Linked DNA regions of Homo sapiens: region 2 is linked to region 1. The links are chromatin contacts, found by Hi-C or POLR2A ChIA-PET in ENCODE. All regions are on one chromosome and are shown on one strand. Each heading gives the region's core, a stretch centred on a gene start or an enhancer-like site at or near the end of the contact. The rest is flanking DNA. Distances are from core to core; before and after follow the strand shown. Region 1 overlaps EPB41L3 (erythrocyte membrane protein band 4.1 like 3). Region 2 has its middle 40 kb from the start of EPB41L3.

Evidence for each region. Hi-C counts contacts between places; a loop is a spot of excess contacts on that map. ChIA-PET counts read pairs that join two places held with the same protein, here RNA polymerase II (POLR2A). Pooled maps may share reads with other maps.
Region 2: a map of endothelial cell of umbilical vein shows a loop between it and region 1 (4-fold over the local background). The contact joins two enhancer-like sites. A Hi-C loop is called at or near these places in 1 of 168 maps with a recorded cell type or tissue (endothelial cell of umbilical vein), 1 of 37 single-sample maps with no recorded cell type and 3 of 50 pooled maps. POLR2A ChIA-PET finds 5 or more read pairs at or near these places in 1 of 52 experiments (WTC11).

Annotation. Positions count from the first base shown.
Region 1 is chr18:5,454,275-5,458,366 of GRCh38, forward strand. All of the region lies in intron 3 of EPB41L3 (erythrocyte membrane protein band 4.1 like 3), which reads right to left. Among named protein-coding and RNA genes, the nearest start is that of EPB41L3, 88 kb to the right of the region's middle. RefSeq lists an enhancer at 2,133-2,633. Within about 2 kb of position 2,422, at least 11 of the 41 ENCODE cell types and tissues checked have a DNase peak (open chromatin) inside an H3K27ac peak, as active enhancers do; they include endothelial cell of umbilical vein, where a contact is called at or near this core.
Region 2 is chr18:5,581,746-5,585,837 of GRCh38, forward strand. It overlaps a transcript of EPB41L3 not described here. Among named protein-coding and RNA genes, the nearest start is that of EPB41L3, 40 kb to the left of the region's middle. Within about 2 kb of position 1,831, at least 4 of the 41 ENCODE cell types and tissues checked have a DNase peak (open chromatin) inside an H3K27ac peak, as active enhancers do; they include endothelial cell of umbilical vein, where a contact is called at or near this core.

The sequences.
Region 1 (4,092 bases), core at 1,172-3,671:
AAAAGATGATGGTGTCTGGTCTGGGACAACAGAGTCCATAAAGCCTTAGAAAGGGCTGGAGCTGGGAAGCCCTAAGAAGAAAGACAAGGCACCAGCTATCCTATGTGAATCTCCTGCCTTTTTGGGCTGTCTCAAGTGTACATGCAATGCCACGTTTAATAAGCATGGAAAGTCCATTATCCACATCACTACTGCCAGAATCCATTCTCAAGAGGCAGGACTTAATGGGATCTTTCAGCCTATGTACTAATCCCAAATGTGGTCCAGGCAGCATATTCATAGAGGGCTGACATGAGAGGCAGAGATCACATTTCTTCTCTCTAGATGGCACATATATTGTCAGTCCTTTCTTTAAATTCATGAGCAATCAGCTCTTCAGAAAACCATGAGGGTAACTACTTTCAAACATTCATCAGTCAATCAATAATTGTTCTATCACATTCTCATTTAATCAAGTTAGCAATAATGATCTGGAGCCTTCTGTTAAAATAGGAATATGAAACTACTTCCTGGTCTTGGTAAATTTATAAACAAAATAGTGAACATGTGTGTTTAATTTCCAGGTCTAAATTATCTAGAGATGAGAATTCATCTGGCATTATTTAAACACCTTTAAGTTGGATATTCCTACCCACTGAAAGTTTGTCTTCCCATTATTCAAGTGCAGTATATTAGACAGTCCCAAGGCTGGACTCTGGTTCTACAACTAATCAGCTCTGTAATGTTAGACAAGTTATTTAAACCTCTCTGAGCTTCATTGTTTTCATTATAAAATGGAAATAATACTGGTACTTATGCAAAGGATTGTTGTATTAAGATAAAACACTGGAAAGCACATTGCCTAACTCATGGGAAGCATCAACAATAAATGCGGGTGATTATTATTAGGCCTTTTTCATAAGGAGCCTGATAAATTTAAGGTTTCTAATGCTGAATTTGGAATAGAGACTGATGTACTATTAAAATCCTATTTATTCTACAATGAAATCATAGAAAACAAATCATACCATTACTCTTACGAAAAAAAAAAATCCCTTCTCTTTACATAGGTAAAACTGGGAAATTATTCAAAAATAGTATTGATATTAGTAAACTGAGTCTACATTCAATTTTTCTTTTCAAACACACACTCCCAGAACAGTTTTAAATACATATTGGGTATACTGGCACATTTTGGTATTATGCATTGTAAGCCATATAGCAATGTCCAAACTAGATTGGGCTGTTCACATGCAGTAGAGTTGACCTATGTTTTGACTTAGATTCAGTGCGCAAACACTTCAAGTACATACATGACAAAAGTACCTCCCTACATATTAAGCCCATCTACCTTTCTTTAAAGGTGCTTTTTTTTTTTTAATTGGTTCCTGCCTTCATTTGTTGTAATTTCCGTCTCTACTTGAAACCAGACTTTTGCACTCAGAGATGTGCACTGTGGTAGATGATGGCTTTCCAGTGAAGCACGCTTCTTCTTGGCTAGCAGAAACATTGGGCTTGATTTTTTGCAAAGAGTTTCACATCACACATACGAGATGTTGGCAGCAAACTGTCAGACAACATTTCCTGCTGTGGATTCAGGTCACTAAGCCAACGCATGCAAAATGAACGCAGAAAAGGAAGTCTAAGAAGGAGGAATGTTTGAAACAGACACGTACTTAAACCTGAATCACGTAAAATAATCATATTAGCTAATTCTGAATGACGTGAAACTTTGAGAATTTTCCTGTGAGAGGAAGTACTTAACTTCTTTTGTAAGAATTCTCAAAAAAACCCCTAAACAAACAAAACTTGAATTGTGATTTATAATTCATTTGGTCAAATGAAGAGCTATATGCAACTCAAATATAGACAATAAAAACACCACTTTCAATAATATGAATTTAATGAGTATGAATTTGTAGCACTGTCACTTTTCAATTCTGTAAGACACTGATAATCAAAAAACATGAGAATAATATTGTCATTGCTTTAAAAAACTATGTACTAAGTGAATCTGTGTCCTTTCCTGTCCATCAACTGTTTAAGCCTATATTAGTAGGGCAAGGCTGAGAATAAATAGAAAGAGAAAGAATATCAAGGTATTACATAAACCACCAGCATATTTAAAGATGTAATGATATATCATTTCACCAGTTAAATATGTGTTTAAATTAAAATGATCTTATAATCTATGTAAGACCTGTAATGAAATGTAAATAAGTGGTTAAAAAAACAGGACATGCTCACACTGTAAATGATGCTTCATTCAGTCTTGTCTGCACTTGCGCATATCATATTTTAGATGAGTATTTAAAGTCCAGTAGATAGGGGAAGAAAAAACCTTCTCAATCATTAAATATTTTGATTCTGTATACTTTTTGGTTTTTGTTTCTGATACATGTAATACCCTGTTTGAGCCACTGAGGGGTATAGTTGGGTCTACACATCAAAGGTCAGTATTGTTTTCTAACATTCCTCTATCAGGGCATCCTGGCTTAATACTGCGTGAACCCACAATCCCAGAAAGCCAGTGCTAATCCTCTTTGCCCAGCCGTTCCCACTCCTGTGACAGGGGTAAGGAGGAAGCTGCTGAACCCTGCTAAGAAGATGGGAGGCCTGGTCTAATTCGAGAACCAGACACGGCAGGCCCTGTCTTCTGGGCTCAGCCCAGTGAGAAGCTGGAGCAGCAGGGAGGCGCGCTCACTGCAGCGATCCCGTGGCTCAGCAACCTGCAGGGAATGGTAGTCACTGCTCCTTCCCGAATCTCAGATGACTATTCCTTTAAGTTCTGTGGTTACAATCTGTAAAACATATGAGTAGCATTTGCAAATGGTAGTAAATAACAATCACATAAAAACTGAAACCATAAGGCAAACCGCACTCTCAACATGGCTTCAAGATAGGTACAGCCTTTTCCTGTAAGCAACAACTCTACCGTTCTTTTATCTGTAGGAAAATCGCAAACATTCTATTCAAGCAAAAGTAAAAGATTCCATACATGTTTAGACTGCACTGTTTTTTCTCTGCTTGTGATAAAGCAATTGTCTTTCCTGGAGCTTATCTGCCCTCGGGGCTGAACTTGAGTAAGGTTCAGGACTGAGGGGCTCGGGAAGCTCTGCTCCCCTGCTTTTTTGGAAGTCTTGCTGATCCTATAAACCAGCTCTCCTTGCTTTCATCTGGTGGAACAAGTGATCTCGGATGGCACAGTAGGCAGTGAAGTGAAAATTTAGGGAGGTCATCCCTGAGACTGTATCACTTATTTTAACTTCTGTTTTTACCATTGAAAAAGAAAAAAACACACACACACAGATCTCAGGGAGAAGAAAGCTATATGACAACATCACGGTTTAGCTATCAGATTCAGTAGTGAGAGATGCTTCTGGTACACAGACAGCAAAAGCCTAACTGTGGAAAGACCCTGCAGGGGCCTCCCAGGCTTGCCTGCCTCTGTGACTTCCCTGCTACCTCACCTCGCTCCCTGTGAGGCTCTCTCCTGCAAAGAGGAGACTGTACACACACCTCCACGCCCCGAAGCCTTCTACCCGTTCGTCCTTCTCTCCACCACTCAAGCACCCCTTCCTCAGGATTCCACCCCTGAACTGCAGGACTAGGTTACATCTCAGGGAAGCTGTTTTCATAGCTCCTGCGTTGCCACTGTCAGGGGGGCACTTTTATTTTTGTTTGTATTAGAATTTGAGTTGTGGTCGGGGTAGCCTACCTGTAAGCTATATCCACTCACCACTGTATTCTTACAGTGCCGGGCATCGAGCAGAAACATTTTTTTAAAAATATCAAAGAAAATCAAGCTAAATAAATGCATCTGGGGTTCATTTCCTGCTTTAAGACTCTTGAACAACTGCTCTAATCTTTGAAATTTGTTCATGACCAATTTGTTTATATTTCTCTACCATGCAGGTATAATCTTCTCTGGCTAGAACTACAGTGTTGAATTTTTACCCCCATTCTTGTAAAAAGAGAATACTTTATTCCCACAAATGAAAAACCTGTTTTTTAATGTTCCACCTCAAACATCATATAAAGGTTAACTTCCCGATAAACTTCTCAAATTTTCCCCAAGGAGTAAGTGGTCTTAAACTGTGGTTTTACTCTATT
Region 2 (4,092 bases), core at 581-3,080, 130 kb after region 1:
CAGCACTTTAGGAGGCCGAGATGGGTGGATTGCTTGAGCCCAGGAGTTCAAGGCCATCCTGGGCAACATAGCGAGACTCTATCTCTACAAAAAGATGAAAAAATTAGCTCAGCCTGGTGGCATGCACTGTAGTCCCAGTTACTTGGGAAGCTGAGGCAGGAGGATGGCTTGAGCCCAGGAGTTTGAGGCTGCAGTGAGCTATGACTGTACCGCTGCTCTCCAGCCTGGGTGTCAGAGGGAGACCCTGTCTTAAAAACAAACAAACAAAAAAGATTAAGATGTTGTGGTTTCACACAAAAGGATGAAAAGGAACATAAATAAAGGTTTGGGATGTTCCGTTTTACATCGAACTAGAAACATTTGTTTTATGGTATCTTAGTAGAAAGCCCGAGTAGATTTAGAATTCAAAGACCACAGAGGCTTTTTCTCAAATTGAATCTCAAGGCAGTGGGGCTCCCTGGTCACTCCGTTTTGCTGGTATATCTTGGGAAATGCAGTGAGGAGGCTGTAACATGACACCAGGCTAGAAAGCTGCCCAACACAGGAGAGGAGAAGACAACGGAGCAGCTGGGCCTGCTTCACACAATCCTCATCTTAGAAGAAAACAGGTAAAGGAAAGAAGATGGGGTGGGGGGAGGACCAAGAACTTGGCAGCTGCCTCAAGGCTGCTTAGAGATCTGTGATTTAAATATTTATCTCCACAGAGAATTGAACCACATCTGGAGCCTACAATTTAATTTCTCCCAACGTTAAACAGATGTTTACTTTTTAAATGCTAAACAGTATATGTTTAAGGATATTCTAAAACTAATGTTTTCTAAATATTACAAATGAAACTTGGTATTTTTTACAAGGTCCATGATGATTTTAACACAGAGAACATGAGTGCTAGAAAGGACTCACGCAATGAGCTATTCTAGCTCCCACTTTGGAAAGGAAGAAACTGAGTCCCCTATGGCTAAGTGACTTATTGATTCTACACAAATTGTTTATGACTGAGCTATAAGTAGAATCTATGTGGTCATTTTCACTGTAAATATTTTAACCTCTCATAAAAATTTAAATATCCCATGGAATGACAGGGGCTGTCACATAGTGTCAGTGCAAACTTAAGAAGCTGGAGCGTCAGCAGAGGCAGTGAGGCATGCCCGGGAGTGGGGGCAGCCACTTTCAGGAGCCACTGCAGACATCACTTCACAGCAGGGGCTGGGGAAACAGCTACCATAGGGTGATGGAAGGGACCCTGCGGATGAATCAGCCCTCATCACTGTGGGGGAAAAGTTGGTGAAAAGAGGTGGGAGAACGTTGGAAAGATTCTGGAATTTCTGAGACGCAGCTGAAGAGATGAGTCAGGAAAATAATATGCTGTGACTATTTTTACTATACTATTTTAACTGTCAGGTAGGGTGGCTGAGACAGTCAGACAACTGTCATAGAACACAGTAACTGTCCCTACCGCCCGCCAGATACTAGGCAAGGTACTCAACAGATGGTAGTTTTCAAAACTTCACAAAGGCCTCGTGAAATAGGCATTCTGCTACTCACTGCATAGAGGAAGTCTGGAGAAGTTCAGTGACCCCATGGCTGAGTCCAAATTTTAATCCATGTCTACCTAATTCAAGAGCTCTTCCCTGTCCAGAAAGCCCACAGCCCCAGTCATGACTCTTTAACCGGAACCACAGTCTATACAGGTCATTAAGAGTAGCACAATTCAAAATCAACAGGCTTTGATTGTTTTCCTTCCTTTTTCTTTTCAGAACATTATCTGGATTCAACTGACTGCAAGGGGAAAAGTTTACTTCCAGAAAATTATGCCAGGAGCAACTTCTTATTTCCTCATTTCTAGCATGTACTTTTCTGCAAATACGTCAACATGTCTGAAATCAGGATGTGAAAATGATTCATATATTTAATGCAATAGTGTTTTTCCCCTTAAATGCTGTTATTAAATTGATGGGGTAATCATACAGCATCTTAAAATTGAAGAGCTATATTTTTTTTTCAGATGATAAATGCCTTTGAAACTTTCAAGTTAGCCATTTAAAGGGACGTGGGTCTAGAAAATAATTTTTTTTATTTGTTTTCGGAGTTTCACTCTTGTTGTCCAGGCTGGAGTGCAACGGCATGATCTCGGCTCACCGCAACCTCTGCCTCCCGGGTTCATGCGATTCTCCTGCCTCAGCCTCCCGAGTAGCTGGGATTACAGGCATGCGCCACCACACCAAGCTAATTTTGTATTTTTAGTAGAGACAGGGTTTCTCCATGTTGGTCAGGCTGGTCTCGAACCCTCAACCTCAGATGACCCGCCTGCCTCCCAAAGTGCTAGGATTACAGGTGTGAGCCTCTGTGCCTGGCCTAGAAAATAATTCTTAAATGCTTCTCCAACATGTTTCTGACCTGGGCTCCACCTTTGATGTATGGGTTCTCTACCCATAATGCCACTGGATATAAGAGCACAGCCAAGACAGCCAATAGCTGGGTCCTTTACCTCTGAGATTAAATCCCTAAGGATCAGCTAGGGCCTATGCTGCAGATCCAACATTCCTTGCATGGATTTGCTACAACAGAACGTAACCCGTCTGAAGCAAGTGTAATCTGGAAACATTCAATATGTGTGGTGAAAGTCATATTTTGTTGCTTTCATGGTTTCAGTTTAACATTAGCAGATCATCTAGTATTTATTAAGGAGACAGTAAGCTTTAACATAAATAGATGGGTCATTTCATAGTTTTATAAAGTTACTTAAGTTTTCCCAACCTTTTCCTCAACTGTAATGTGAATTTAGTGGTACCTACAGTATATAGGTGCTCTAAAGCTTGTTACCCATTGACAAAAATTATCCCCAAATTCTTTGTAGAATAAAATGAGGTATGAAGAAAAGACTAAACAAAAAGATAAAAGGATTGTGCCACGTAATAGATGTTCAATAAATGTTAGTTACCTTCTCTGAGTAAAATTGATGCTTCTTTTTATTGCAAAGGGAAGAATTTTACCACTATAATCAACAAATAACATGAAAATAACTTACAACCATCAATGGTGAGACATCCCAAAGTATCAAATTATTTCATCTGATTCAAAGTGAAAATCTGTAGCAAATTGAAACGAAAGGCATACAGCTTCAAAGAGAAGACTGTCTTAAATAAAAAAATGAATATACAGCATGAGACGATGACTCAGAAAATTGGATTGCAGGACTGTGTGACTCTTACTGTCTCAGTCAATGGTTGCCTTGTGTAGAGGAGGTACAGTTTCCCAAAAATTAACATAATGATCTTTTTAATCCCTTCAGGAATTGTCTGATACTTTTCAAGAAAGAAGACTCAGAAACTGAAATTTAAAAGAAAAAGGAAAATAAACATGCCTAGCTTCTGCAGTTGAAGTTTAGCTTTTGCTCTCTTTGAGTTCTTCCAATTTTTCTGATTGGAATCTGTGTTTCTAAGCTACAAGAAGTGGATGTTGAGTTTTAGCTGTGCTAAAACAATTGCTAATGTGTGATCGTGTCTCTACTTGTTACTGCTACTCGAATAAGACATAAGGATCTTAAGATCTTAAATATTTATGGTTTTTTTGGTTGTTGTTTTTTGTTTTTGAGTCGCCCAGGCTGGAGTGCCGTAGTGCGATCTGGGCTCACTAGTAACTCTGACTCCTGGGTTCAGGCAATTCTCCTGCCCCAGACTCCGGAGTAGCTGAGACTACAGGCATGCACCATCATGCCTGGCTAATTTTTGTATTTTTAGTAGAGACGGGGTTTTGCCATGTTGGCCAGGCTGGCCAACAAGTAATTTAAAACAAGCAATGCAAGTCCAGATCTATTTAAAAGATTCTATTGAATGCTGCTCTTCTGAACGTGTTAACCAAGCGATTTCCTCAAAGAGAACCTAAAAATTCTATTATGCTTATTTTATGCCATTAGGTCCCCAGATCTATCTCCTACCTTTCTTTGCTAGGCACTGTGCTATGGAGTTAGGGGGATGGTCCACTTCATGAACTGCATCACTCAGGCTCTCTGACCCTCTGGTGTGGGTTGGCTTTGGCCAATGGGAGACACTATGAAGACTAAAGAATTAGCCTGAGAAGCGGGGGTATTTC